Linked DNA regions of Homo sapiens: region 2 is linked to region 1. The links are chromatin loops, found by intact Hi-C in ENCODE. Cell type or tissue: psoas muscle. All regions are shown on one strand. Links, peaks and the distances in the headings refer to the core of each region. The heading gives the core; the rest is flanking DNA. Region 1 has its middle 16 kb from the start of CRYZL2P-SEC16B. Region 2 holds the start of SEC16B (SEC16 homolog B, endoplasmic reticulum export factor).

Evidence for each region. Hi-C counts contacts between places; a loop is a spot of excess contacts. Peaks named below come from ENCODE experiments on the same cell type or tissue, not always from the same donor. Only the 100,000 strongest peaks of a DNase experiment are listed, where the experiment ranks them.
Region 2: a loop joins it to region 1, with 2.6 times the contacts of the local background. A loop is called at or near these places in 6 of 110 quality-filtered maps.

The regions. Positions count from the first base shown.
Region 1 is chr1:178,046,655-178,061,904 of GRCh38, reverse strand. No RefSeq gene overlaps it. Among named protein-coding and RNA genes, the nearest start is that of CRYZL2P-SEC16B, 16 kb to the right of the region's middle. RefSeq lists a silencer at 11,829-11,986. In psoas muscle, for the core only: CTCF peaks have their summits at 5,822 (motif pointing right) and 6,578 (motif pointing left); a DNase peak (open chromatin) is centred at 6,597; H3K27ac peaks cover 241 bases.
Region 2 is chr1:177,962,183-177,977,432 of GRCh38, reverse strand. It overlaps CRYZL2P-SEC16B (CRYZL2P-SEC16B readthrough), which reads left to right. Exons shown (of 32, transcript NM_001356506.2): 8 at 9,394-9,750; 9 at 11,428-11,540; 10 at 12,266-12,386; 11 at 13,154-13,262. The coding sequence starts at 9,452. SEC16B (SEC16 homolog B, endoplasmic reticulum export factor) reads left to right here and starts at 7,375. Exons shown (of 26, transcript NM_033127.4): 1 at 7,375-7,549; 2 at 9,394-9,750; 3 at 11,428-11,540; 4 at 12,266-12,386; 5 at 13,154-13,262. The coding sequence starts at 9,452. In psoas muscle, for the core only: no CTCF peak of the experiment used is centred there; no DNase peak of the experiment used is centred there.

The sequences.
Region 1 (15,250 bases), core at 5,569-8,068:
CGGGGATTTAATCCACATATAACTAGACACCTTTACTCTTTGTAAATAGTGACACAACCTTTACTCCTAGGACAGCTGTCTTGCAAAGAGCTGTGCTCCAGAGAGTCTGGGGCAGAAAGGGAAAATGAAAAATGAGTACCAGCCTATTGTCAGTAATGGGAAAAGAAAGTACCAACTCACAATCACAGCCTACTGGCAATAAGAGTGGCACATTACATTACTTTGTCCTATACTCTCATTGGACCTGAGCATTATTTTTCAGGTCAACTGAATACTTGATTTCAAAAAGACCAGTATTCTAAATGTTGCCCAAATAAATGTCCTCAAATAGATGTTCCTGCCAGTGTAAAAAATATTTTCTGCTTGAAGGTTGAACACGGAAATGGGAGCCCCTTGTTGCTGCTTGCATAAGAGCCTCTGTGGACAATTTAGCTGCTGTTTTACAAGTCAAAGCTGGCCTTTCACAGGCAGCATTGGTGCCTCCATGTGAGACTGGAAAATTGAGCTGCTCTTTCTCTGCCTCTAGTGACCTGCTGAGTAATAAAGGTTTGTGGAGTTGCTTTGTTTCTTTCTCTTTTTTGTTGTTTTAAAATCAGAGCTAAGCTGACAGTCTTCATGAGGATGGTGGGGAGGGCAAGGGCAAGTTAAAATCCACCTCCAGCTCCCCGGGGAAGGAAGAAGCGGAGAGGCTCATTCCTGTCAGCAGGTGTGAGTCAGACACACAGGGAGCAGCAAAATTGAGTAAGAAGGTGCCATTTTGTCGTCAATGTTCCCACCACCACCGCACAGAAATAAATAGTTTGAGAAAATGATCCCGCATGAAAGAAAGATCTGGTTAGGAGTCAGACAGAATAGAAAGTCCCCATGGAATGCTGCTTCATTACGCAATCCTTCCTTTCACCGAGGGATTCCAACTTTTGGTGGAACCAATTTGACAAGCAAGGGCTGACAGCCTGGGAACCAGAAAAGCTGGCCTCCAAAGTGATTAGTCACTTTGAAGCTCAGTCCTACCATTGTATTGTTAGTTGGTATAAGAAGAACTCGGTTAGCCTCAAGTCTCAGTTTTTAAATCTGGAAACTGGGATCAGTAATCTTTACCAACAGATGAATGTTTCTAAGTAATGCTTGGGTTGGAGACACCATCATTCCCCTTTTTAACTATTCCCCCAAATCTTCCTGGAGACACTGTTTTTCTCTTCCTGTGTATTTTACACTGAAGGTTTGCCTCTCCCACTCTGCTCACTGCTGGAGGGATGGTGAATGGCTTGATGTTTAGATAGCCCACACTAGGTTAGCTTCAAAGGAACCTAAATACACTCAGGACAGAATTGTCCCATAAATGGCTATGAATATTACCAATGTCATAATGGAAGAGACTGGAAATTAATCTGGCAGCTTTCTTCTATTATTCATCATTTTTGTATGCTTCAGCTTTAACTGTTTAGTAAGTTATGCATAGTTCATTTGGAAGATATTTTGAAAGGAGGACCTAAAGTATAGTTAATCCCAGAGAGTGGGAGGTTTATCTATAATTCCTTTCACTTGTTTCATTACAAAGTCCAGAATTTTAAACACAGAACTCCACCAACTATTATTTTACAATTTAGCAGCTCTCCATTGAATATATATTTTTGGACCCCTACTCCAGACTTACTAAAGAAGAATCTTTTGGGATCTTGGGCAAGTATAATTGTGAAAGCGTCCCACATGATTCTGATCAACACACTTGGATAAGAACCATAGATAAGTTACTTGGATCAAATGCACCCCAAGTGACCCTGGTGCACCCTTCCCTTTCTCCACTGATGCTTTTTCCTTCCTCTCGGTTGCTCAGGCCAAAAGCTTTGCAGTTGTCCTTGATTTAACTCTTATTCTCGCATTCCACATCTAATCTATCAGCAAATCTTGCTGGCTCTACTTTCAAAATATATCCTGAAAAAAATATATATGTTTATATACCTAGGATTAATCACTTTTGCTGATACACTATCCCAGTCTATTTTCTACAAGGCAGCCAGTATGGTTCTGTAAAAATTTAAATGAGATCCCTTCATTGCTTTGCTCAAAAAATCTCCCATGATTCCCTCTTTTGCTCAGAGTCAAAGGCAAAGTCCTTACCATGGCACACGGGGCTCTGCTGAGCTGGAGTCTGTCACCTCTCTCCACTCTCCTCCTATGCTCTCCTACTCCAACCATAGCAGCCTCCTTGTTGCTCTAAGCACATTTTCATCTCAAGTCCTCTGCATTGGCTCTTCTCTCGTTTGGAAAAGTTTCTTCTCCACAGATGTCTACATGGCGAACTCCATCACTTCACTCATTCATTCGTTCGTTCGTTTATTAGAAACAGGCTCTTGCTATGTTACCCAGACTGGTCTTGAACTCCCGGCCTCAAGTGATCCTCCCACTTCTGTCTCCTGAGTTGCTGCAATTACAGGTGCAAGCCACTGCACCCAGCTTTCCATCACTTCCATCAAGTCTTTTTCAACTGTCACCTCAATGACCACCTCATGGTTACCCTGACCACCCTAACTGAATTGCAACCTGCCTCCTTCACCACAACTCTCCCAATTGCCCTTATTTTGATCTATGTTTCCCCCGAAAGCACTTGTCAGCTTGTAATATATTATATAACCTACTTATTTTTCTTTATTTTATCTTCCTCAGCTAGACTGTAAGCCCCACAAGGGCAGGAATCTGTGTTTGTTTCATCCACGAATATATCTGAAGCACCCAGAACACTACCTAGCATGTGGTCAGTGCTCAATAAATATTTGTAGTATTTGATACATAAAGATTTTTAAATCCAGAGAGAGCAAACCAGATAAGTGACACACCTTACAGAATGCTGCCTCAACATGTTTGCTCCTAATTGGGTTTGCTACTATGGGGACAATCATAGCTTATATATTTTAAGACCTTTGTGGTGCTGTATCTTACAAATGCCATAAAATATGCTACTCCTGTTTTGGAAGTCAAGAACTGAGAGTTGTTGAACTACTTCTACACGCACAGCCCACAGCTAAATCTATATAGTTGCTGGAAATTTCACTTTAGCAGCACCCCTGCATGTTTGGGGTGAAATAGAATAAGGCATTAGTCCTGTGACCTCCAGTCTGTGCCAGGTCAGTGGGAGTTAAAAGCCAAATTGTTGGAGTGTCCTTTTCTGAAGTGAGTTAGTACCGGAAACTCAAATGCCAAAAAAGAGAGAGAGAAAGAGAGAGGGAGGGAGGGAGAGATTATACTTCACGTATCTATTTTTATGTTATTGGGCTTCATCACAATCTCCCCCTAAAACGGTTGACCCAGCAGGACAGAGAGATCTCAGCAGCCCTCACTTACCCCTGGTGAAAACCACCATCTCGGAAAGCCCTCCGCCTTCCCCCCCTCACAGGACAATGCTCTTAATTAGCTTCACCATATTTCCCAGAGAACAAAAGCTCCCCACCCCTTACAGGAAAAGCTTTTGCAGGAGATATCTCACTGGGGAAGCGCCAGGCGCACAACAGGGAGAGGAGAACATACAGGCTGTTCTGAGCTCTGCAAAGAGACACAAACTCTGGATTCTCTAGGGAGTCTCAGAGGTTAGCCCAGCACATTTTTTCTCCACGTGACAAGCACGTGCTTCATATACCCTGAGGTGGCCAACTTCAGAGGGCCCCTTTCCTCCTCTCTCTCCTTCAGTCACTAGCTGGGGGGCTGGGGTTAGAAACCTTGGGGGTGGCAAAATAAGCTGGAATAATCTTTAGAATTGAGTATCTGAGAAGCAGTAGGAGAGGAACAGGGAGTTTATTTCAGGTGACAGACACAGAGCAGGCCCCTATTTTTTTTTTCCTGAGACTAATAATATTTCTGGAATGAGGATGCTTGAATCATATGTCGCTTCATACCACTGTGTGGGAAGTCTCAGTTATGAGCCCAACAATCAAAGACATGGTGGTGCTTTGAAGACTTGGTGGGGGGCCTTGCAAAGGCGTCTAGAAGCATGCTGGGGGGAGGCATGTGGGGGGGGCAATGTGATTGCAAGCAAAAAGGGCAATTAAGGAAGAAAAAGACTGCCTCACCTTGGCCTGTTTGGGGCCAAAGAAGATGGGGCTGAAAAATCTTCTCTCAACAGTTTTGTTCCTCCCATTAAACGTGTTTTTTGAAAAACAGAGGAAAAAAAATCTTGCTTAAATGCCTCTTCCTGAGTAAGTTCACTGTCAGGAAAGGAAAATCCAAACGCTCGAATATTCTATTTTTGTGTCCAGAGGCTCCAGCCCCTGCACACAGACTCTTCCTCACTCTGAAGGAAAGGAAACTGGGCGGGAGACCTCCCTGTCACAGAGGCCGGAATTGAGGAACCTGTGTCCCTCCAAGGCCTGTTCTCCATACATTCGGCTTCCATTTTAGGAAATGAGGATATAGTGCAGGCTGCTTTGGGATTGGCCTGAGGGTGGAGTTAGTGGTTTAAAAAAAAAAGTGCTCCTTTGACTATTCTCCAGGCAAGCAGCAAGCGCGGAACTAGACTTTAATTAAATTGGGAGGTTTAAACGGCTGCATTAGTATTACACTTCCTCTGGTCATTAAAGTTTACTGCCATCACCTGCTTCTCAGCTAACATGTAGATAAGGACGAGAGGCCTGATTAAGAGTTTTACATTTTGATGTGTGAGCAAAGTGAAAGCTGTAAGTCAGTCATAGCAGTAATAAAACAGCAGTTACCTAGGAAGATAAAGCCCCTCTTCGTACGTTCCACATTAATTTTGTACACTGATCCATACATTTGTCTGTAGTTTCCCCCTCTGCATTGCCTTTATTTAATTAATTTTTTAAATGGACACATAATAATTGTGTATGTTTATAGGATACATAGGAATGCTGCAATACATATAATGTATAGTGATCAGATCAGGATAATTAGCATCTCCATCATCTCAAATATTTATCACTTCTTTGTGTTGGGAACATTCAATAGGCACTGCCTTTAAATGATGGTAAGTGCTAAGGGTGTCCAACCTGGGAACTGGGGTTTGGACCACCACTCTTCCTCTCAATCCAGTGTGGCTCTTCCTCCTTCTGCACTTTACTAGAGATGGCCCTTTTCAAGGACTGTAAGGGACACAGAGAAGGGCAGTCCAGCTTGTGATAGTCACATTTTTAAGCTATTCCTGTTTCCTCTGCCATCCAGCATGGGAAGCAGACCTTAAAAACAGACCTCAGTTTGAAAGGATTTCAAGGGAAGCTGGTAAATGGAGATGGAGGAAGGAAACCGGAAAGGTCCAGTTAAAGAGAGACTGATTCCTATGGCTTTGCTTGTTTATTACTACTCCAAGGTAGCACTGACCCTGGCATAGACAGGTCCTCCTAAAATGCAGATCTTATTAGGGAACCACCATTCCCCTGCTCTTAACCCTTCAGTGGTTCCCCAGTGACCGGAGGATGATGTCTAGGTAGCCCAGTTATGATTTACAAGACTCTTCATGAGCTGGCCCCAGTCTACCGCGAGCTCTCCATGCTGTTCAGCACACCCCCACTACCACGGGGCCAGCCCTACTGCCTTTCTTTCAGTTCCTCAAATATACTGTTTCTTCTCTCCCCCAGCCTTCAAACATGCTCTTTCTCCCTCTGCTCCTAACTCATCCTTCCTTTCATTGGACATTTCTACCCCAGGGAAGCCTTCTGTTACCACCCTGGCTCTGGATTAGGCTTCTCTCCTGTGAACACCCACAAACCTCCTGCTTTACCTACCACGTAACACACTGCTCTGGAATCATTGTGCTTGCTGGCCTGTCTCTCCAACTGAACTGTAAACACATGAGGGCAGCACTAAGCGTTTGCCTTGTCCAGTGTTGTACTCCCAGTAGCTGGCACACAGTAGTGCTCTGCAAGTATTTGTTGAATAAATGGCTACTGTGCAATATGACAATTGAAAGCCCAGTGGTACTTCCCAGATTTACATTCGACATGTTTATTTTAGTTAAGTCACTGCTAAGACACAGGAAGGGCCCTGAATTAGACATGTGTTGTAATTAGGCTGCCCTGACCTCCTCTTCTCCCTTTCACTTTATTCCAAGGCCCTCTCTCATCCCACCTTTTCCACGATGCCTTCTCAGGAATCCTGGTTTGCAGTCATCCGAGTCAGCTTAGGGGCCACTCCCTGTGTGTACATTTACTGGCAAACGTCTGCGTCAGATTTTGTAATTTAAAAAAAATTTTTTTTACTGTTCATTTGAAAATTACTATTAATTATAATTGCTTTTAAATGATTTTACAATTTTGTCTTATCTTTTCCAGGTTTTTCTTGATAGTAGGAAGGATGTTTTCTTTTATTAATCCTGTTGATACCTAATGCTTTTGCAGTACACAATTTGTGTTTAATGAATACACACGAGATAACTTAAACTCTAATTTTTCTTTAGAAATTGAATTTATTATAGTGCCATTGTGGAAATGAATACTAGATCTGTTTGGTGATGTGGCAACTGCACTAAGTTTCTTAAAGGAAACTGTGGTTCCAGGATGGGCTTGGAAGCTGTAGCCCAGAACTATGTGGGCACCGCATCCCTGGTGGGTTGGCAGGAACAGGAAGCCCGCAGCCAGAAAAAACATTGTTCCATGGTGCCCTCTAGTGAGCCAAGGCGCCACCAGGTCAGAAGTCAGGGCCAGAGGCCCTCCAACCTCGGCAGGAAGCAGGATCATCCGGGGAGCCTGACAAAACTGTAGATGTCAGTGCTCCTTCCCAGAATGCCAAGCCAGCAGGGAGATCAAGCCCTTCAATCAGCATCTTCAGGGATCTGATGCACACAGTCCTCAGATCACACTTTGTGAAGTACTGACTAGGTGATGCTCATCAGAAAAAAACTCTCCAGATACATAATCTGAGAACACCCACGCCCATTCTTCTGCTCCTAGGGATGGATCACTGACTTCTTGCTTACTACTCAAGGATGGATTTGGATGAGAAAGACAGAGAGAGGAGAGAGAGAGAGAGGGAAGAAACAGTGTCTACATCTCTGGTATGAATCCAGTACACACAAGAATATTGAGCAGCAAAAAATGGATGGAAACACTGAGCGAATGTTTTAGGGAGGATTGTGTCACCCTCTTTTGATACCTATCTCCAATCCAATAAAGCACTAATGAAGAGCGCTACTTTCCTCATTTTGTACCCTTCCTGGCAACAAGGGTGGGGAGGTGCCTGGCTTTTATCAAGCAAACCATCCACGGCCACCACTATGTCAGACTTTTAAAGTATATCATCTCTAGAAGTCCCTGGAATCATAGAGAGTGAGGCATTCTTTGTACCATACAGAGGGAAGGATTGCTGGACAACTGGTTCAAGCATAGGCAACAGAGAGAATTCACTTTCATGTGTCTGTATTTATGTTCTGTTAACAAACTCACTGTAAAGATAAATACGGTAACAACTGCATCACTTTCTCATTCATAAAAAGGGCCAATTCATGACCAGAAACCCAATAGACAGTGCTCATCAATGACAAAAAAAAAAAAACCACTTCAAATCCCCACCAGTACTTTTCTTCCTTCCTCTTGAAAATTTTATTATTATTATTATTATTATTTATTTATTTATTTATTTTTGAGACAGAGTCTCGCTCTGTTGCCCAGGCTGGAGTGCAGCAGCACAATCTCAGCTCACTGAAGCCTCTACCTCCCGGGTTCAAGCGATTCTTGTGCCTTAGCCTCTTGAGTAGCTGGGATTACAGGCATGTACCATCACATCCACCTAATTTTTGTATTTTTAGTAGAGATGGGGTTTCACCATGTTGGTCAGGCTGCTCTCTAACTTCTGGCCTCAGGTGATCTGCCCGCCTCGGCCTCCCAAAGTCCTGGGATTGCAGGGGTAAGCCATCACGCCCGGCCTCCCTCTTGATAATTTTAAATGAAGGCTGCCGCTTTACTAAGGGGCTGTTCACAAACTAAAATGTTTGTTGAACCTTGCGAGGTGATAAATTACTCTGATGTGAAGTCTACTACTCAAGTGTAAGTCTTTTATGTACTTGTTCATGTGTTAATTTTACCTAATGAATTCATTTAAACGGCAAAACTACATTTATTGAATGTCTACTATATGTCTGGACACTGTGTTGGGCTCAAGAAGTATAAAGGAGCACTGGGTAAGGCTGACTGCCTATACAGGGGTCAGCGTCTAGAGGGGACATTATCTGATGCAGTGTGATGGGTACTCTACCAGAAATATGAACCCAGGGCTAGGATAGCACAGGACAATTATTACCTCTCTCCATGGGAACCAGCTGAATAGAGAAATGCTATCACAGACACACTCTAATATTCTAATACTTGATGAACGTTGGAATTTTCATGGGGATTAGTTAAGACCACATCATTAATTTTCAAATGTTTTAAGACAAAAGAGTTATCAAATCTCTGTTCTCACACATAATGTTTTTTTAATCTCCTCCATTCCCCGTGACTGTAGCTTTTTTTTTTTTTTTTTTTTTTTTTGTGGTTTGAAACAAACTATGAGGTGCTGGGCTGATGCCATCTGATTTCAGTCTTGCTTATTTGCTTGTCCGGAAAACTTTAAGCATAGACTCACAGAGCCCTTAATGAGAATGCTCATTAAAAAGCCGTCTGAAATGGTGAAACAAATTACATGCACAACACAGCCCACTCTTTTCCTCTTCATTTCCTTCTTTCCCTCCCAGCCTGCAGCATTATAAACGACAAGGTGAAGTGAATCATCAGGTCAAAAAAAGGCACTGCCGAATGGGTCTATCCGTACCTCGTCGCTTTGATGACATTTCTCTTGCTTCACTGCAGCACTAAAATGTTGCCCAAACAGCAGGAGGGCCCTGCACAAGTAATGATGGCCTTGGTTAAAGCCTTTGATTGTGTGTATTTGGGTGGAACTTTAACTTGTAATTGCCGAATGCACACACTGTCTGATTTCAGAGCCTCTCCCTGGAAGGCTTGTTTATTCCTGGTAAAGGCAAAATTTCCTTCTTTCCAGGTGTATCTTTGACCACTTTATGAAGGTTTCTTCAGGAGTATTACTTCAGGATGGTAGAGATCATATTCAGGGCAGGCCTGGCTACAAGGCATCTTATTAAAACACTCTCCACCCCTGGGTCTGTGAGGAAACCTGAGGGAAATCGGGAGTTTCAGGAGCTAGGACATATTTCCTGCCTCCCAGCTTAACAGGAAGTGATGGTGACGGCTGTCCACTGGGAGGAAGAGAGGGGAGGTGGGTGTTTTTTTTTTTTCTTCTTTTATCCTGGGGTATGCAAAAGGAAGGCTACAGATGCCAAACAATCCTTCCACACCTGGTAGCTGGGGCAATATTTGTGGGGAAAAGGAAATCCTTCCCTCCATCTTGCTCCTTAATTTATAGAATTCACTGGGGTTGAGGCACTTATAATTAAATACTTGCAACACTGCTTTTTTTCTCTGCTGAGGTAGAGAGACTACCACCTTTAAAGTCAGAAGACTGGGGTTTAGGCCCTGACTTTTTATTGATTGCTCTTGGTTTGACTCTTAAGAATTCACCAAACATTTGTAAATCTGTGTCTACCATATGCCAGGTACCTAGCTAGGCACTGAGAATACACAAATAGCGAAGTCACAGTCTTGACCCTGAAGTTTTTCATAATCTCCTGGGGAAGGCATACACACAAACAGTCACAGCACAATGTGATGTGAGCTTTACTGAAGCTAGGAAAGAGCCACTGTGAAAGCAAGAGGAAGGGGAATGCACATGTTTTCAAGGTGGGGCAGCAGAGTGAGAAGGTGAGAGGTGGTCGGACTGCTGCTAGGGAGGGTTTCACAAATCGGAAGCCTGAGCAGGATTTTAAAGAAATCCTGTTCACTTGGAGAGATGGAGACACACACACACACACACACACACACACACACACACACACACACAGAGAAGGGTGGTAGAAAGAGCCCCGATAGACAGCATCAAAGTGTGGCAGAGGAGAAGAAGCTGAGGACAAGACTGAGAAGGAGCAGGCTGGGAAGCAGGAGGAGAAAGAGCAGAAAATGGCTTTGAAAGCTAAAGAAGCCAACTATCATAGGGACCGATGAGCATCCCTTGGACTGAGCATATGGGAAGTCACAACAATTTCACTGGCCTTTGGGGGTTGATCACAATAGGATGAGTAAATGGAAGGAGACCAATGGAGCTAACAAGCATATTCTTAATGTTTGGTGGACTTGGCTGTGAGGAGGAGATGATGGCTAGACAGAGATAAGGAATGAAGGAAGCCTTTCGTTGTTTTTGTTTATGACTGAAACGTGGGCATCATTATATGCCACAGTGGAGAGGGAGGAGTTAACCTACAGGACAGAGATGGGATTAAATGGGGTGAATGCCTACTTCACAGAGTCGTTCTGAGGATTAAATGAGATCCCCTTGGTGAACCCCTTGGTGAACCCTTTCTCTAAAGAGATACACACATGTGAAGTATGATTATCCTGCTGTTGAAATGAAACCATGCATCATCACAAGGCATTTGAGCTCACTTATCACTTGGCTGCTGAGATAGGCAAATCTCCCTCTCCATAGCCTTTTTGTATGCACTGCTTTCCTATTTCCTCTTGCCATGGCTTTAAACATTAGAGCCCAATAATTACTTGAGCTCTCCTTGACATTTCTTCCTGACAAACAACACAACTCACCAGTTCCCCCGGATCACAACAGGAAGCTGGGGGTTGATAAGTGAGAAGCGATTAAGGGGAGGACGAGAGCCTCCTCATTGTTATTATGAAGTGGAATTAACATCCAGACCTCTTGGGAACTTTGCCTTGTCAGGTTATTAGCTTTTCATCAGAGAACCATAAAGACACAGGGACCATGATGTACAATGTCCCCTCACGGACACCTGCGTCCCCTTTCCCATCTCAATTCACGAACTGTAAGTCCCACCGCGGCAGAGACTTTTGTCTGCTTTGTTAGCTGCTGTGTCCCTAGTGCCTAGAACAGTGACTGGCACATGGAGAGTGTCTAAAAAATATGCAGTAAGTGAATGATTCACCCATTCCTCTTTCAACTGATTCAATAAAAATGAGTGTATACTATGGATCAACCACCAAATGTATCCTAGATAAACACAGTTAAAGAATACTTGTTATCATTTAAACAATGTATATTCTGTGCCAGGCACTTTACATACATTAGTTCATATAATCGCCATCATTTTACAAATGGGGAAACGGAGACTCAGAAAGAAGTCACTTGGTTGAGGATATGTGATTGGAGAGTGAAGAAGCTAGAATTCCTGACTGCTGGAATTCCAAAACCTATACTCTTTCTACAACAGCCTCATCCCTCATCATTCTCCAGCTCAAACCGTAACTTCAATTGTAAATGACCACTTGCAATTCCTTGACCATGCCATGTTCTGTCGTGTGTACTCCTTTGCCTGGGACACATTTAGCTGTGCCCTCTGGCTGGGTAATTCTTCTTCATTCTTCTTCTCTGAGGCTTTCCTGAAATGATGTCCTCTGGCTGGGGTAGGCTGACCTTCCTCTCTGCTCCCATATCGCCTCTTGCAGCCCTTCATCACAGAACATATCACAGGCATTTGAGATGCCTCCTTATGCGAACTTCGCTCCACTAAACAGTGAGAGGCTCAAGGGCAGGGACAGTGTCTTCATAACAAAAGCTGCTATTGATTGAGTGCTGCCACAAACGTGCTTACTTTGTTTAATTTTCACGACCACTACCTGAGGTGGGAATTATTATGCTTCTTTTTTTTTTTTTTGAAATGGAGTTTTGCTCTTGTTGTCCAGGCTGGAGTACAATGGCATGATCTCGGCTCACTGCAACTTCTGCCTCCTGGGTTCAAGTGATTCTCCTGCCTCAGCCTCCCGAGTAGCTGGGACTACAGGCATGCACTACCACACCCGGCTAATTTTGTATTTTTAGTAGAGACAGGTTTTCTCCATGTTGGTCAAGCTGGTCTCGAACTCCCGACCTCAGGCGATCCGCCTGCCTCGGCCTCCCAAAGTGCTGGGATTACAGGCGTGAGCCACGGCTCCCAGCCTATTATGCCTCTTTTTTTTTTTTTTTTTTTTTTTTTTTTTGTGAGATGGAGTCTCACTGTCACCCAGGCTGGAGTGCAGTGGCCTGTTATCAGCTCACTGCAACCTCTGCCTCCTGGGTTCAAGCAATTATCCTGCCTCAGCCTCCTAAGTAGTTGGGTTTACAGGCACGCACTACCATGCCCAGCTAATTTTTTATTTTTAGTAGAGATGGGGTTTTACCATGTTGGTAGGGCTGGTCTTGAACTCCTGACCACGTGATCCACCTGCCTTGGCCTCCCAAAGTGCTGGGATGACAGGCATGAGCCACTGTGCCTGGCTTATTATGCCTCTTTTAAAGATGTGGAAATGGAGGCTCAGAGAAGTTAGATAACTTTAACAAGGTCACAGTGAGTAAGTAGCTAACCCAGGAATTAAACATAGTTACATCTTAATCCAAAGCCCAAATTTTCACTTCGCTATGCTGTCGTTGGAATTATCTACAATGCTCACAGCTTAGCTGTGGGGGTAAATAGATAAATACCACCTGAACATTGAGATTAGCAAGCTACTACAGGTTGGTACAAAGTTCTTTGGAGTGACATATGGAAGGGAATAATTTGTTCCCTTTGGGGGAGGTGGGAGATGGAAGAGCTTCATAAGGTTGCCAGAATGCTTGGGAATTTGTCAACTGAATTAATAATGATGGTTCAAGGTGGAAGACAGTTCCCTGCATCTAATCCTGGTGGTTGGTTTTAAGGGCCACAACAGCCATTGCCCAGGTCACTACTGCTTCCAAGTTGGCCCATCTGGGTGCCAGGAATGCAGCCCAAATGCCTGCTGGTACCTGCTTAAGTGATGACTGGTAACCAGGCAACCCTGTCAGCACATTGTTTCATTGAAATCATATTTGTGAGTGTGTGAATATGAAAACAACTTTACATAATCACAGTTTTAATCTTGCACAATATACTTTACATTTAAATGAAATAAGTGTATTTTCAAGCTTATGGCTATATGGAATAGTGCAGCAACCCCTAATTATGTGTTAGCTTCTCTTCCTGCTCTTGTCCCTTAACTACAGGCATCCCTGGAGGCTGCTTTCTGTATTCTCTCCTCCAGGGAATTAATCTATTTTCTAGGCTTGAATGACTGTAAAATTCCTATAAAATGAGGCTTAAAACTGCAAGCAAAGCATTGCTTTAAAATATATTGTATAATACCTTCTTTGTCTGCTCTTGGGGGTATTTGTCAGGGAAAGCACAGTAGGCAGCCGGATACTGTTGTAGGGGCTCTGGTACCAGGCAATTAGGATGATTCTAAACTGCTCCATTTCCCAGCTATGTGGCCTTGGGCAAGTTACTTGGCTTCCTTAAGCCTACATTCCTGATCTATAAAAGAGCAAAAATAATAGTATCTTAGTCATAGAACTATTGGGTGGATTAATGAAATCATGCAAAAGCACTTAGTGACTGGTTTGTTAGAAAAAACCAGTAAGTGCTACTGTTTATTTACATATTTACCTACTTGTTTATTTTTGTTAGAGACAGGGTCTCTCTCTGTTGCCCAGGCTGGAGTGCAGGGGCACAATCATGGCTCACTGCAACCTTGAACTCCTAGGCTCAAGCGATTCCCTCTCCTCAGCCTTTCTAGTAGCTGGGACTTCAGGCGCATGTCACCATGTCTGGCACTAATTTTTCTATTTTTTTTTTTCATAGAGGTGGGGGGTCTCACTATGTTGCCCAGGCTGGTCTCAAACTCCTGGCCTCAAGTGATCCTCCTGCCATGGCCTCCCAAAGTGCTGGAATTATAGGTGTGAGTCACCATGCCCAGCCAGTGCTACTTGTGATGATTATTATTACTCTCATGGTTAGCAGGGTGAACAAATTTGGGTGACAGTGATTTGAAACCTATGAAGCACTATAAAAATGTGAAATATTATCACTATTATGGATACTGCTGAGGAGTGAGATCTAAACAGCATGGTATTAAGAGCAGTGAACAGGAAGTCAGGAAAGCCAGATCCCAATGCTACTCCTGTCACTAATCAGCAGTGTGACCTTGGGCCAGTCTCTCCCCTAACCTCAGGTTTTTTTACTTGTAAATAAAGTGGTTTGATTAGATTATCTCGAAGACCCATTCCAGCTCCGAAATTCTATGATTCCATGACTTTTGGAGCAAATAACTTATGTAGAAATCTTATACATTTCCTGGAATAGAGTAGGTCAATATACATTATATATTAATGGCCAAAGTACATTTCTGAAGTTGATAAAAGTTAACACCAATTGCAACAATCAGAAAGAGCATTCCTAGGGGAATGCAGTGAAAAAGCAAACTACTCCTACCCACCTTAGGAATTTTGAAGGACATCATTGTGGCAGAAGAGAATTTATATCTAAAATGGCAATACTGAACTAGTCATAAAGAAGATGAGATTATGTTCAGCATTTGTATACTTAGCTAAAGAAGTGGGTGCAGTAACCCTTAAAATTGTCTGGATTTGGGCTTTGGATAGTTATGTTGTGGCTGGCAGCTCCTCACACCTTCCTACCATTTACTGAGTACCTGCCATGTTCCAGGAGTGGTGGTAGGCTCTGAGGCTACTGAGACAGTCTCTATTCTCAAGGGACTGACAATCTATCGGGTAAAGCATTTTAACTGTGGAGGATACTTTTGCATTTTCTGCATATTCCTGCATGATGCTTACATTGTTTATATATTGTTTGTCTATTATTCTGTGAAAACATAGCTGTTTGTGTATTCAGCTTTGGCTTGCTTCCCCACCCTCAGCCCTCCACCAGCTTCTGGATGTTAAATATTATCTCTTCATGTGAGCTGTACCAGAAGGAAGAGTCATCTGTTACTCTTTTACTTCCTTAATGAGCCCTCAAGCTGGTTTGCAGGGCAGCTATCTATACTTTCTTTCTTTTTTTTCCCAGAGGACAGATTGGTTCAGATATAGCTGCTTGGTCTTATTCTCTCCCAGGACTCAAATTTTATTCTTCTTGTCCCCTCTCCATCTTACCCTCAAATAAAATAAAATAATCAGAAACAATCACCAAAACTAGATAGTAGGGTGTGGTGGCAGCACTTTGATGGATAGACCAAATATTTCTTTTGCTACTATAGCAACTACTATTAAATGCCTTGTCACACATCTTTGATTCTCTTTGGAAATGTGAAGGTTATTTTGCATATGTGCTTAAAATCACCTCAATTACTGAAAATACTTTCATCTCCCTCCAAGATTCTTCTTAATG
Region 2 (15,250 bases), core at 8,974-11,473, 88 kb after region 1:
TTTTATCCAGCAATAGAGAGTAGTTGAAGTTCTATGACTGTAAATGAAAGAGCCATGTGTGCATGAGGGCCTTGGCTTGAGTCTGTCTGGCTTAGACACTGCTTCGCCTGCAGGGATGGAGACTTTCCACAGATCCTTTCCAGCTCATTGGTTCTGTGTATCTGAATGTCTGCTTCTGTTTAGAGTGCATCTCTCAAAATTTTCCAACAAATGGCAGGGAGTGACTTCTGGGGGTACAGGGTATGTGTGTGTGAATGTGTGTGTATGTGTATCTGTCCCATTGCACATGTAAAGTTTCTTTGAAGTATCATGCTTCATCTTAAAAATTAAGGCAAATTTGAATTTCACTCCAAAACATTTGTATTTGTTTTAAATTAAGATACTATTAAAATTGTTTAGAAAAGAAAATTGATGAGTATCCGTGGCATCCTGCATTGTTCCTGAAACAACAAGTACTCCAGTGTGAGAAGCACTGGGCTGCATTTTCTTAAAGTTTCTAATTTTGTTGTTTTCACCTTAGCCCATTATTTTTTTCCTGTGTTGTTGTATGACACATTTTCTCTATTTCTTTTTGATCTCATGGCTCAATGGGGGCATTGGATTAAGTGTCAAGGAGAAATTGTAGATTTCACAGCAGTGATGAATAATCAGTTAATCCCTTACTGATGACTTGTGCAGAATACTTCTTAGGCAATTTATGGTATTTCCAGGGAAATAATAACTGTTAACATTTATTGTGCATTTTGTGATTTGCCAAACACTTTGTAGGGTTTTAATCTAATTTTACCCTTATAATAACTCTGTGAGGTAGGAGGTTCTATTATTATCCCTATTTTACAGATGAAGAAAAGGAGATGCAGAGTAATTTGCCCAACTTCACACAACCAGCATAGTAGGACTGGGATTCACACCTGGACAACTTTATTCCAGGACCACCAAGTTGTCTTGCTCCTTTGGGGAATTTACATCCTGTCGACCTGCAGCTGAGAGAACATTCCAAGAATATTCCAGTCCTACTTCACTTAGTGGGTTTATGAGTCACCTCTGCCTGCTGGAGCTTGACATGGGGTCAGAAGTCACAGCAGCATCCATCTGCCACCCACTGTTCTTGATATAGGGGGCATCAATCAAACGGGAGGGGTGAAGAGAGGAGGAGGTTGGGCCACCTCTGCCAGCCTAGGGCTAATAAGGAAGCATAGAGTCATTCTTCTTGAATGATAGACTGCCTCTCCAGCTCTTGGCAGCAGAGGTGGATGCAGAGCAGGCAGGTTTGCAGGCAGCTACGTAGGTGGCATTTGAAGGAGTCCTTTGTGGGTGCAACCACAGGGTGCCTTGGTCCTGTAGGAAGCCTGCATTGTGCCTAAACCTTCACTCCTAAGGTTGTGGTAAGAGTAACAATCCCAGGACTGGCACTGGTAGCTTATGGCACCTGTGCCAGGCTAATTGTCTCTGGCACAGGCACCATCTTTTCTTGGCACACTCCCTCCTAATAACTAGAACAGCTGAGCAGCACAGGACGCTCTGCATCTTGTCTGCCACCCAGCTCACCTGAAGCAAGGGGCTGGAGTCTTGGTGGCCAACACTGGCTGAGGCCATGAGAGTTCCATATCCCAGGACTGTTTCCAGGGGGTAGCTTAGTTGGAGTCAAGAGGCTGCTCTGCACTAAACCGTCACTCCCTGATTCATTCTTGGAGTCAGAAATATGAGATGCTTGCTGACTAAAAAGAGCCACAATGCATCAGATGTTGCTGGAAATACATGTGTGGCCATTATCTCATCATTCCCACTTTGATTAAGAATTTTTAAAAAATTATTGTAATGTAATGTTTTTCTTTCACTGTCTTGTTGGAGTGGGCCTCTCAAGATTAGCTAGGGACTTCATTTTCATAAAGTATGCAGATAATTTGTGTCTGTTTGTGTCTCATTTATATCCCACACAGCAGCCCTTTATCCACACTTAGGTCAGCCCCCTAAACTCACTGCCTCAGCCTTCTCTTTTACTTTCTCTGGAAACTCTCTTTCAATATTTAATTCTATACTCAGGCTATGAAAACTATTGGGTACAGTCATACAGTATAAGCTGTTGCTGGTATACATTTAAGGTGTCCATTCATTTATAAATAAAATTTTATCGAGCTCTTGTCATATGCCAGGCACTGTGCAAGGCACTGCGAATATTGCATGGAACAAAGCACAGAAGGCTGACATCCCCATGGAGCTTGAAGTCAGCCTAGGTGTTCAATAACAGCTGCATTTCCAGCCCACTTGTTACTCTGAGCACACGTTCTTAGTTAAAGCCCACTCCTATATTCCACACTGGCCATTCCAAACCGTCATAATGTTTCTCAAGTCTCTTACCAAATTCTCACCCTAGAGGTGGCCAGTAGAACTTGGCATTCTACTCCACAGGGAATTCTTGGTTTCTGTCCCCTTATGTTCAAACTTATCTCCACCTGTGCCCATCTTCACCTCTTTTTCCCTGATTTAGAGGAACAGGTGCCCTTCCTCGGCTAGGTTTAACTTTTGTTCCTGTGCTCTGGATCCCATGTGATGCATTTTCTCTGAGATTTGTTTCTTCAGTAATTGTGTATTTCCAGTCTCTTCATATGAATCAGCAGAAACCCTCTCTTGTCTAGTCCACCCTAAACCAATTCTTCAAATCCAAGTGCCTCATGGTAGCCCCAACCCTTTTCTTCACATCTAGGGTTCTGGAAAGAGTAATTTTACTTGCTGCCTCCTCTTCCGTAATTTCCATATGCTGTAGAAGTGATTTCTATGTCTAATCCCTCACTCCCTTGACCATGGCCCTACTGAAATTGTTCCGTTAAGATCATCAAACCTCTTAATTGTCAAATCCAGTGATCCAGAGAACACATTTTTACTTGTTGTCTTTCTCAATATTCCTCCTAGGTTTGGCATTGTTGACCACTGTCCTGCTTTTGAAGCCATCACCTCTGGCTTCTGGGACACCATCCTTTTCTGGTTATCTGCCCATCTTTCTGGCACCTCCATGTTGTCTTTCATAGGCTCCTCTTTCTGTGTCCAGTTCTTCTATGTCCACCTCAGAGCTCCTTCCTCAGACTTGTCTTCTAAGCATTTCTTCAGTGATCCTGTCTGTGTCTGTGGCTTCAACCACCACATCTCTCCTCCATGCTTTCTCTTGAGCTCATTACAGTGAACTACTTATTGACCATACTCACCTCTGTGTCCCACAGGCCCCTCACATTCAGCATGTGCAAAACTGAACACATCATCTTCCCCACCAAACTGGCTCCTCTTCTAAGATTATTAGCCAAAATAAAAAAAAAAGGTAGCATTTCATCTCCACAGCCTGAAAACTTGGATCATCCTTGACTTCTCCTTCTCCCTCATCTTCTACAGTCAACAGACCATCAATGCATGTTGATTATATTTTATAAACATATATATATATATTCTATATGTCCCTTCTCCTCCAGTCTCTCCACAGCTGCTCTCGTTCAGGCATTCATCTGTCCTGCTTGATTTATGGAATAGCCTTGAACAGCACACCTACCATTTCCAGTCTCCTGCTTTCCGCTGTGCTTCTTCCATTAGAAAAATCAGTGATATATCCATTAGAATGATGATTACATTGTATTACTATTGCATTGTACTGTGACTCATTGTATTATGATTCAATGTCTACTGCTCTGCTGAATTGAGAGCTTCTTTGGGGCAGGTATTGCATGTTATTTATCTTTGTATCCCCAGTGCATGTGATAATGATGGGCATATAGTAGGTGTTCAATAAACACTTGTTCAGTGTACAAACGACTCAACCTCTATCAAGAAAAGCAGACTGAGCACAGTTAATCAATCTTGGAAGTTTTGAGCACTGTCCCATTTTAGCAGCTTGAATGCCTAATTAGTAACTGATGTGACAATAACACATTTGATGGTTGAACTAACACTATTGATTAAAAATAATGTCAGTTAATTTTGCCTTTTAAAATAATATACATTTATTGTAGAAAAGTTAGAAAATATGGATAAGCAAGAGGAAGAAAATAAAATCATCCACCATTCCATTACCTGGTGGATAACTACTGATAACACGTTGATGTAGATCTTCTCAACTTGTTTTCTAAATTTTTACTTTCAGTAAAGGATTAGGATGAAGCCTGAGGGATGTCTTAAATGCTGAGCTGCCCTTTGCAAGAGTAACCAGTCATTAAATCACAGTGCTCAAGGATTCCTGGCAAACCTGACCTAGATCTAGGTGGGTGTTCACATCCATCAGCACTAATCCGGTGGCTAAACATTAGCAGCATCATTAACAGTGATAATACTTTTGCTAGACAGGTGTCAAACTAGGGTAGTGTCTTAGTCAGTTTGGGTTACTGTAACAGAAAACCATAGACTAGGGCTTAAACAACAGAAATTTATTTCTCACCCTTCTGGAGGCTGGGAAGTCCAAGATCAAGATTCCAGCAGATCTGGTGTCTGGTGAGGGCCACTTCCTGGTTTGCAGATGGCCATCTTTTGGTTGTATTCTTACACACCAGAGAGCAGAGAGAGAGAGGAGAAGCAAACCCTCTTGTGTCTTTTTATAAGGGAACTAATTCCATTGACAAGGCTCCACTCTCATGCCCTAATTACTTCTTGGAGGCCTACCTCCTAATACCATCACATTGGGAGTTAGGTTTTCAACATATGAATTTTGGGAGGAAACAGACATTCAGTTCACAGCAGGCAGTTACTCTTGTTTGAAGCTAGACCCTAGACAGTGCTGTCCGGCATTTGGAAAGGAGGATGGAGACTGGGAAAGGAAATTCACATAAATTAGTAAACTTCTAGGACTCCAATCCTGGTGCATAGTTGGGATGCAGGGCAGGAATCAAGTATGAGGACAGAGCACTTGGGGCAGGATGATGTGAAGACTGTAGCCATTTGGGCATGAGGGAGCCTACTGGATTATCCAAGAACACTGCAGCCAGGACTTGGGGTGGCAAGACTCATTCTGGTCCACCTCCTGGTGGGGATTGAGCTCCTAATGTATTGTCAAACTGGGTCAATTTGGTTTAGAAATCAGGAAGAATTGAGCTGCCAGGTCGAAAGACTTAGTAATTGTAGTTATGTGGGGCTGGGAAGGTAGGAAATGATAAATCCTAAACCCTTTGGAGTGGTGAGATCCCATCACAATCTAGTTAATTTTGTGACCCATATAACTGTTGTATGCCATATGTCTATATAGAATAATTAAAGCTAATTAGAATTAATTTTGGTTGGTGAGTGTTTGAAGAGTTTCATAATAACTCTAGAGATAATTAGAGATACTTTGGGATGTCACAAAATAAGCATTTAGAATAATTTGACTAGATGTTTAAGCCAGGGTTGTGCAATGAAGGCTAGTAACAGAATGACAATTCTATAATTGCAAGAATGCTGAATCAGGAAGTAAGAGTTTGGGGTTCAAATCAGTATGCTGCTAAACAGGTTCTCTGAAATAAACCAGCAACCCACCAACAACCTTGCTTTGTAGCAGTTGCCAATTTCTGTGGTGTAAATACTCCCACCATGGTGGATTTCAAGTTTTCCATGGTTTAACAACCGGCTCACACAATTCCTGAATATTTAATAATCAGCTCTTACTAAACTTGCACTGGTGTGCAAGGCAGCTAGAGCACACCAGTGTAATTTTCACTGAACTTCTAGGTAACTTTGTGATCTTGGGTAAATCATTTCACTTGTTTGGATCTTGGTTTTATCATCAAAAAAGCATAGTTGCTAAAATAACCTCTAAGGTCCTTTTCAAAGTTAACATTCCCATAATGCAGCTGGTGTTACAGGGCAAGACTAATGTCACATTATATGCCAAAAGAGTGACATCAAGAACTTTTGTGAATGTTGTTGTGATATATCAGAACATATAATTTGATATCACGTCAGTGTAATCATCACCCACATTCTGATTCCTGCTGTTAATGTGCATGTTCTTCTCTAGTTCCTCTTCCCAGAAGGATTAAAAACAACAGTGCAGCCATTAGAGAGCCAAACTTCACAGCCCAAGAGTGAGGTAAGAAACCATTAGTGGCTAGGCATGGTGGCTTACGCCTGTAATCCCAGCACTTTGGGAGGCTCAGGCAGGTGGATCACAAGGTCAGGAGTTTGAGACCAGCCTGGCCAACATGATGAAACCCCTTCTTTACTAAAAATACAAAAATTAGCCAGGGGTGGTGGCACGCACCTGTAATCCCAGCTACTCGGGAGGCTGAGGCAGGAGAATTGCTTGAACCTGGGAGGTAGAGGTTGCAGTGAGCTGAGATTGTACCATTAAACTCCATCTCTGGGCGACAGAGAAAGACTCTGTCTTGGAAAAAAAAAAAAAGAAACCATTAGCTACAGTCAGAGAATTCTATGCTCAGTTGCTGGGTTCTAGAGTCAGCTGAGGGGCTGAGAGAAAATCTTGTAGCTTAGGTACATGACCCTATATGACCATGAGACCCAAGAGGGGTGGTTTTCCCTGGACTAGTAAGGACAGACATGAGAGACTAATTTGTGTCTTTTATATTTATGTGTGTCAAATCCTGGCCCTTAATAGGAACACAGTAAGCATTTGTTGAGAGAAAGAATAAACCATTTGGGATTTTTTAAAAGAGCAAATTCAGAATTTTAAAATATTAATTCAGAAGTAGTCATGTGCTTTTCTGCGTTTACCTTAATAATGCAGAAGAAATGTATATTTCAAGTGCGAGAAACTACTTTCTTGTTATAATGGAAAACTTTTTAGTGCCTTCAGTTCAGTACTGGGGATATAAATCTGCCTTCCAGCTAGATGACAGAATTTATTACATAACCAGAACCCAATGGTGAGAAATATACATAAGAAAAACCCACACTGGGCAAACCAGGTGTTTGCTCCCACCAGTGAGCGTGTCCCCTTCCCCATGTGCCTCAACCAGTGGAATTAACTTGTCTCTTTGGGAAGGAAAAGATAATATTGATCTGCAGGGCATACTTACCTATATATCATGTGCTGCTTTACCAACATTTCAGCCCCGTAATGACCCTCATAAGCTAAGCATTGCCATTCCCATTTTAAAGAAAAAGAAACTGAAACTCGGAGAGGTTAAGTAACAGAACCAGCTAGTGGTAGAGCCCCGAGTTAACACCCCAAAGGTGGTGCTTTTCTCGCCAGACCAGGCTGCCTTGGGGCTTCTGGACTTCCTCTTCCTGATGTCTCTCTTCCGTGATTGCTGTGGGAATTTGGATGATTTCTCATGTGAGTGAACCTGGCTCAGCCCATGCTCAGGCAAACAGAAGCGCCAGTCTCTGACAGGGTTCTGAGCAAATTCGTCAAGTCAGGCGGGTCCTGGGCTGCGGTATCTGGGCTGTACTTTGCCCTAATGAATCAGCTCCATGGAGGTTGGGCAGTTGCAAAGGTAACTGACATGATGTAGATCTGAGGGCCTGGGGAGTCTTGGTAGATGTGGCACCTGGACTTTGACAGTCTCCAAGAGGAGAGGAGGCACTCTTGGGCCAGGTCCCTGGAGCAGCGCTGAAGGAAGGTGGGAAGCCATCAGAGCAGGTGTGTGGGAACACTCGCTCCCTTCTTTCCCCTCTTTGAGCTGGACGTGCTGTGCCGTCAGATTAGGAAAGGCAAGATTGCCTTTACTGGGGCTAGGAAAGGTCATCTACATGAATGTGTGAGTCTGATTTGTCATCATAGATGTAATTCCTTCATTTTGAGAATCGAAGGTGTTATTTATTTGGTGTCCTTAATCTGAGGACTGATTTGCTGGAGTTGATGTCTCTTGGCAGCAAAATGATGTGATTTCAGTGGAAAGATTGGGTGTTGCACCTTTGCAGTTGGGAAAGGGCTGCCTAATGAGACTATCTGGGGACAAGGAGAAAGCAGGTTTCTTCTCATTCTGCTTACTTGGTCCAAATGGTTTTGAGTTCCACCAGCCTTCAGAAAAGGCTCATGTGCCCTTCCCTGTGTCTGGGACATTTGGCCTTTCCTGGGATTTGCTGGCAAAGGCTGTCATTGCACCTGGCTTTTTCAAGGGAGTGAGATGATATGGGAAGGAAGCCAGAGGTTCCCCTGAGTTGTGAGTGACCTTGAGGTGGGAGGCCCCCTCCGCACCTTGTTCTTCTTGTGTGTTCTGCCGTCTCATAGCTCTTGGCTCATAGCTGTCGACCTCGGCTCCCTGGTGTTTGAGCAGAGTGACGTCTCAATTTCAACACCCACTCTTTTGACCTTTTGTTCTGATATGAATTTTTATATGAGGCTGGGACCTTCAGTAGTGGAAACAAGTTAACTGATTTGATCAGAATCTTGCAACCTAAAACAGTTCCTAAGGAAGAAAAAAATCGAGGCCGACCTAGCCTGTGGATGCTCCTGACACAAGGAATCCCTGAGCAAGAGTAAGATCTGAGGCGTGCTTTCCTTTTGTGGGTGCAACCCCTGTCCCCCGCTACCCCGTGCAATGGGCAGAGGAACCTGGAAGGTAATCAGTCCTTGGAGCAATTTCCCTTTTTCAGGATTACGTGGGGGAAAATTAGTTTGATGCTAGGGAGACTTTCAGCATTTAAAATCTCCAACCGGGAAGAATCCTGAGATATGGCCTTCTATTTTCTTATGAAAACAATCCCAAATTTGCCTCTTGTTGGCTCCTCTGGAGGAGGAGCAGGTATGACCATATTATATAGGTTCTAGTTCTTTGAGGGGGTTAATGTAAGGATTCAGAAAAGGTGCTTCTTGAAAAGGTCAGTCTAAATTTCTTTTTGTTTAATAAACATCTTCAGCCACTCATACTACCCTAATCTTTATCCTTGATAACACTGCTATTTATTGAGCATTTTAACATGTTAGGTAACATGTTACGCACTTCGCATAGGTTATCTTTAACTCTGTCAATAACCTTGCAAGGTAGTCCTTACAGTCTCCATTTCATGGGTAAGGAAATTGAGGCTTGAAAAAATGAACTAGCTAGTTAAGTGGCAGAGTTAGGATTTGAACTCTGATCTAGCTCTCTGCAAGACCCACTCTGTTTATGATACCACAGGGCCTCCGCTGTAAGTGTTAAATAAACACTTGCTGGGGGAATATGTGAAGAAACATCAACTGGGATTCCTTGATAGCATTTTTAGCTGTACCTATTATTGTTATCTGTCTCCCTTGCCTCCCTCATCTGTCGTTGTTCCACATGTACTTTTTAATTTTTTAAGCAATATTAATATAATTGTCTAGTCTGTTATTTGCTTCATGTATCTGAGATTGTTTCTCAGATTTCTCTGTATCCGTGACCATATGGTTTGTTTTAGATATATTTCGAGGACCATAGCTGCTCTTTTCACAAAACCTAATCAACCACTATGTTTGGATATAGGCTTCAAGTGATGATTTTTTCCTTTTTCTTTTGTCTGCAGGAAGATAAAATAACTGCACAACTTACTCAAAACCCAGGACAAATTCAGAGAGTCAAGGATGGAACTTTGGGCTCCCCAGAGGCTGCCCCAGACACGAGGGAAGGCCACAGCACCCTCAAAGGATCCAGACCGAGGGTTTCGGAGAGATGGACATCATCGGCCTGTCCCTCACTCTTGGCACAATGGAGAGAGGTTTCACCAATGGCAAGACAACCGTGGGAGCCCCCAGCCACAGCAGGAGCCCAGGGCAGACCATCAGCAGCAGCCCCATTATGCATCCAGGCCAGGGGACTGGCATCAGCCTGTGTCTGGAGTTGACTATTACGAAGGTGGTTATCGCAATCAGTTGTATTCAAGGTATGGCTTTAGGGCTTGGAATGAATGCAACTCTCCTAAATGCGTATGAATAGGTTGTTCTTTTCCTTCTTCCTTTTCCTTTTATTTTTCTCCCCCTTTTTTCTTTTTCCTTCTCTACCTTACTACGTGGCTTTAGCTAAATCCTGTCCTCTCCCAAATTTGTTTTTGATGACTGAAGATAGTATTTCTCTCCTGTTTTTCCCCTAGTGGAGCTTCTTAAAGAAGCCATCACAAATGCCACTGGGTATGGGGGCTTGGGGAGGCAGTGTCAAGGGTAGAAAAAGTGGTGAAATTCAAGACAGCAGATGGAACCCTCTTGCTCTGGGATTGCAAAAGTTCATTTATGTAGACTATGGAAAAGCTTTTCTTGGAGATCCCTATAAGGAGTTCCTCGTTGTCATTGGACCACTCTACCTTGGGATTAGCATGACACTACCAGCACCAAGAAGAGTCCTAGTGCCTACGACAGTACCCGGAATGGAACAGGCATACCAATAATCTGTATTGAATGAATGGGAACTTAAAAAAAATTGACCTCAGGGAAAGCAGATAGAAACCTGCAGGCTCCAAGTTCGGAAGGAAGAGGTTGCAGTGAGGTCATTCTATCCAGGTTGGAGAATCTGGAATTCCTGCTTCCCTGGTCTGTAAGCACTGGACTTAATATTTCATGGAATGTTGGAAGCCGTCTATGTTCTACTTCAGCTTTTCCAGTTGGGGTGATATTTACCTGCTTACAGATTCAGGGTTGAAATTATGACAATTATTATAAAGAAATTTATCCCTAAGAAATACTAAAGAATTGCTAATTGGGCCAGGCTCCTGGATCACGCCTGTAATCCCAGCACTTTGGGAGGCCAAGGCAGGCAGATCATCTGAGGTTGGGAGTTCGAGACCAGCCTGGTCAACATGGTGAAACCCCGCCTCTACTAAAAATACAAAACAAAACAAAAAAATTAGCTGGGCGCGGTGGTGCATGCCTGTAATCCCAGCTACCTGGGTAGAGACGGGAGAATCACTTAAACCCGGGAGATGGAGGTTGCAGTGAGCCAAGATCACGCCACTGCACTCCAGCCTGGGTGACAGAGTGAGGCTCTGTCTCAAAAAAAAAAATTATTAATTGATAAAAACATTAATATTATGATGTTCCTCTCCCCAGTCTTTTTGGATTGTTGAATTCTCAAAGAGAGGCGTGTTCAGGACAGAGGCAATAAAAGTAATCAGACTTAACATAGTCCAGTTTGACTTTTAAATCTCAACTCCATCTGGGATAAGCATGGAAATTACGGTGGTGTATTGGAGACTTAACACAGTCATCTCAGGAAGTGGTTTTCTCAGATAATATCAGGATGGAGTTTTCTAAGATAATATGTATGTGTTTGGGGAGTGAGAGTTTTACTACAAAATAAAAGAGTTTTAAATAAAAAAGAGGTTTTTAGAAAAAGAGTTTTAAGTAAAAAAAATTGTACTATAAAAATTCTACTCCTGTTGTGCAACAAAGGCCTGACTCCTGCTTTGATTCTGTTTACAGGATCTAGAATTAACTGTGGCTTTCAAGCAGATTCTAGGCTGGGGTCACAACTCTGTCCTCTGAACCTGTTTAGTTTGTCAAGTTCTTCATTGGTTTCTCTCTTTACTACCCTTGTCCTCAACTGACCAGTCTTCTTTGTGATATTTTAGGCCAGGTTATGAGAATTCATATCAGAGCTATCAGTCTCCCACAATGAGGGAGGAATATGCTTATGGAAGTTATTACTATCATGGACACCCACAGTGGCTGCAGGAAGAAAGAGGTATGGAAAAGTCTCCAAGAAGCCTCTGGGATTTGGGGATGGGGCAGCTGGTCTGAGAGGCAGGGGAGAGACCAAAGGAGCCATGTTCAGACCCTCACCTTGGGCATCCTTTCTTGGCCAGACGAGACCATAGCAGAAACACTCCTCCTAGATGTCCTGAGAAGAGATATAAAGGAGTTGTTTTCCTTTGTATGCATAGATGATGGTACTGTTACTAGCACTATGGGTAGTTTGTACTTCATCCATGTTTTTTCTCCTACTTTGCCTTATAGCCCAGATTATATAGTCTTTGACCAAGTAACAGTGAAGTCAGTTCTTAAGGACATCTGCTGGGCTATAGTAAGAGTGTATCACTTCACCCTGAGGACAGCAGATATGCACCCAAATGAGTGTTCTACCGTATGCTAATAGGTATAGGGTGTGTCTTAATGGCAGCATCTGAACTGCTAGGAAAGATAAATCTGTTTCAACATTGAACACACACACACACACCAATCCCCATCGTTGTGCGGTTGTATAGATCCATGCTAACTAGTTCAGAGGGGACTGAGAGGCGTCCTATGGACTTTCTTTATTAGCTCTCACCTATCTATTTTTTCAATTTGGAAAATATGTTTTTAGATCTACTGTGCTCCAGGAGCTCCTCACAGCTCACTAATATCTTTCTAAGAACTTTCAGAAACAGGAAGTGACCTGTCTTGATTTTGTTTTCTCTGAGGGTGCAGTGCCAAGGCAACGGAGTCCTTATATCTGGCACGAAGATTACCGAGAGCAAAAGTACCTTGATGAACATCATTATGAAAACCAGCACAGTCCATTTGGAACAAATAGTGAGACCCACTTCCAGTAAGTGTGAAAGGAGAGGCCAGTTTGACATGATGTTGTCAAACTCAGACTATGTCGGGCAAATCTTCTGGCGTCTGATGCTGCCATCTCACCTCCAGAAGCCCATGTACCTTTGTTGTAGCCACAGGGATATGGGAATATCCCAGGATGGGCCTGGCCAGCTGTTAATATGGACCCTGGGAAGGGAGGTTCTTATCACTGACAGTCTGTTCCCAAAGCTGGGCGAGTCTGAGTCCTGTGAGGTTCCTTGAGGTCTGTCCTAAAAGAGGACTTTAATTCTGTGTTGGCCTTAGAACAGATATGGCCTAGCAAAAGTTCTCACGATTAGGTCATGAGAACTTACCTGGTGCTGTGGTGCTTTTCCTCAGCCTACGCCTGAGCCCTGAGAATGGGCCATCTCCCTGTGGTAAGACAAGACAGGGAAGAGAGTTTTGCTCAAGCATCTGTCCTGGTGCTTGCAGCTGTGGAATTCACCAACCTAAACACTCTGATGTAAGTCATTCCAGAATGTCAGGCTGTAGAGACCAACCCTTCTCATCAGGGCCTGAGGCCACTTCCAGCCACTGAGCTGTGGAACTCCAGCACTCCTGTTTTTCTGGGATTAGTAGATTGAGGTGGTGAGTAGGAGGAAAATGCTTTCTCCTATGGCACCCAGGCTGACATGGTACCTGCCCACGCTTTGGAGCAGGTCAGCTTCCGGCGGAGAGTGCCTCAGCCTTGCTGGCTTGCCCAGGACCCCGCTCACTGCTCCTGTCATTTTGCTGCAGATCTAACAGTAGGAACCCTTGTAAAGACAGCCCTGCTTCCAACTCTGGACAGGAGTGGCCGGGGGAGCTGTTTCCAGGGAGCCTGCTTGCTGAGGCCCAGAAAAATAAGGTAACCTAAAGTGACGTGGGGGCTGGAGACTGTGGCCATGTGTCGCAGCTGACACTGTCAGCAGTGGCAGAACAGGGCCCTTGGGGATGGATGTCCAGTGGCCAGCCGTCTGGAGGACCCATTCCTCCCCTCTTGGCAGAACCTCCGCCCATGCCTTCCTTTTTTCCCTCCTTACTGCCTCAGTCTTAGGCATCCGAGGCCCTGAACTGAACTCCTTTGCATTTTTATCAAATTGACAGGATCAAGAAATGTCACCTAGCTCACTCCAACATACTGGGAAAGAGAGGACGCTGTCATCAGGTGTTAGGTGTTAGGGACCCCAGGGGACTAGCAATTTGGTTTAATCCAGGAAGTGGGAAATTGCTAGAATCTTTGAATTCAGGTTTGAGAAGCAGGGCTTGAAACCTTTTCTAACTCTTCATTCATCCCTTTCCTCTAAAAATCTTATTGTATGCGCCAGCTGGGCCACAAAATGGAAATCTTTTTTAAAATAAACTTTTTATTTTAGGATAATTTTAGATTTGTGGAAAATTTGCAAATATACTACAGAGATGGGTTCTTTTCTTTTGAGACAGAGTCTCACTCTGTTGCCCAGGCTGAAGTGCAGTGGTGCAATCTCGGCTTACTGCCACCTTCACCTCCTGGGTTCAAGCGAATCTCCTGCCTCAGCCTCCCGAGTAGCTGGGATTACAGGTGCCTGCCACCATGCCCAGCTAATTTTTGTATTTTTAGTAGAGACCGGGTTTCACCATGTTGGCCAGGCTGGTTTTGAACTCCTGACCTTGTGATCCACCCACCTCGGCCTCCCAAAGTGCTGGGATTACAGGCCTGAGCCACCACGCTCGGCCAGAGATGGGGTTGTAATTTTGAAAGTCTTGTATTAATCTTGTCTCCCTTATTAGGTTTGTATGAGGTCAATTTCTTTTGTATACTTAGTGCTTAATAGAGTAGGGCACATATTATTATGACTAATAGTAACAATACAATGACAGCAGCCACATACATATGTACAGCACCTTACACTGTACAAAGAGCTTTACTTTTTATTTTATTTTATTTTTTTGAGACAGAGTCTCACTGTGTTGCCCAGGCTGGAGTGCTGTGGCACAATCTCGGCTCACTGCAACCTCCGCCTCCCTGGTTCAAGTGATCCTCCTGCCTCGGCCTTCCTAGTAGCTGGGACTACAGGTGTGCACCACCATGCCCAGCTAATTTTTGTATTTTTTAGTAGAGATGGGGTTTCACCATGTTGGCCAGGCTGGTCTGGAAATCCTTACCTCAGGTGATCCTCCTGCGTCGGCCTCCCAAAGTGCTGGGATTACAGGTGTGAGCCACTGCGCTTGGCCCAAAGAGCTTTTGAATCCATTATTTTACTTGTATGCACACAAGATGTAAATTCAATGAATTTCTTTATTTATTTATTTAGAGACAGAGTGTTGCTCTGTCACCCAGGCTGGAGTGTAACAGCATGATCATAGCTCACTGCAGCCTTGAACTCCTGGGCTCAGGTGATCCTTCCACCTCAGCCTCCCAAGTAGCTGGGGCTATAGTTGTGCACCACCATGCCCAGCTAAATTTTTTTATGTTTTGTTTTTTTGTAGAGATGGGGTCTTGCTATGTTGCAATTTGGGGTCTCAAATTCGTGGGCTCAAGTGATCCTCCTGCTTTGGCCTCCCAAAGTGCTGGGATTACAGGTGAGAGCCATCATACCTGGCCCCATGAATTTCTTTACACCTGCATCCAAGGGGAAAGCACAGTACCTGGAGCATAATAGGTGCTCATTAAACAGTCAATGAAGGAGGGCCAGGCATGGTGGCTCACGCCTGTAATCCCAGCACTTTGGGAGGCTGAGGTGGGCAGATCATAATGTCAAGAGATTGAGACCATCCTGGCCAACATGGTGAAACCCCATCTCTACTAAAAATACAAAAATCAGCTGGGCGTGGTGGCGTGCCTGTAGTCCTAGCTACTTGGGAGGCTGAGGCAGA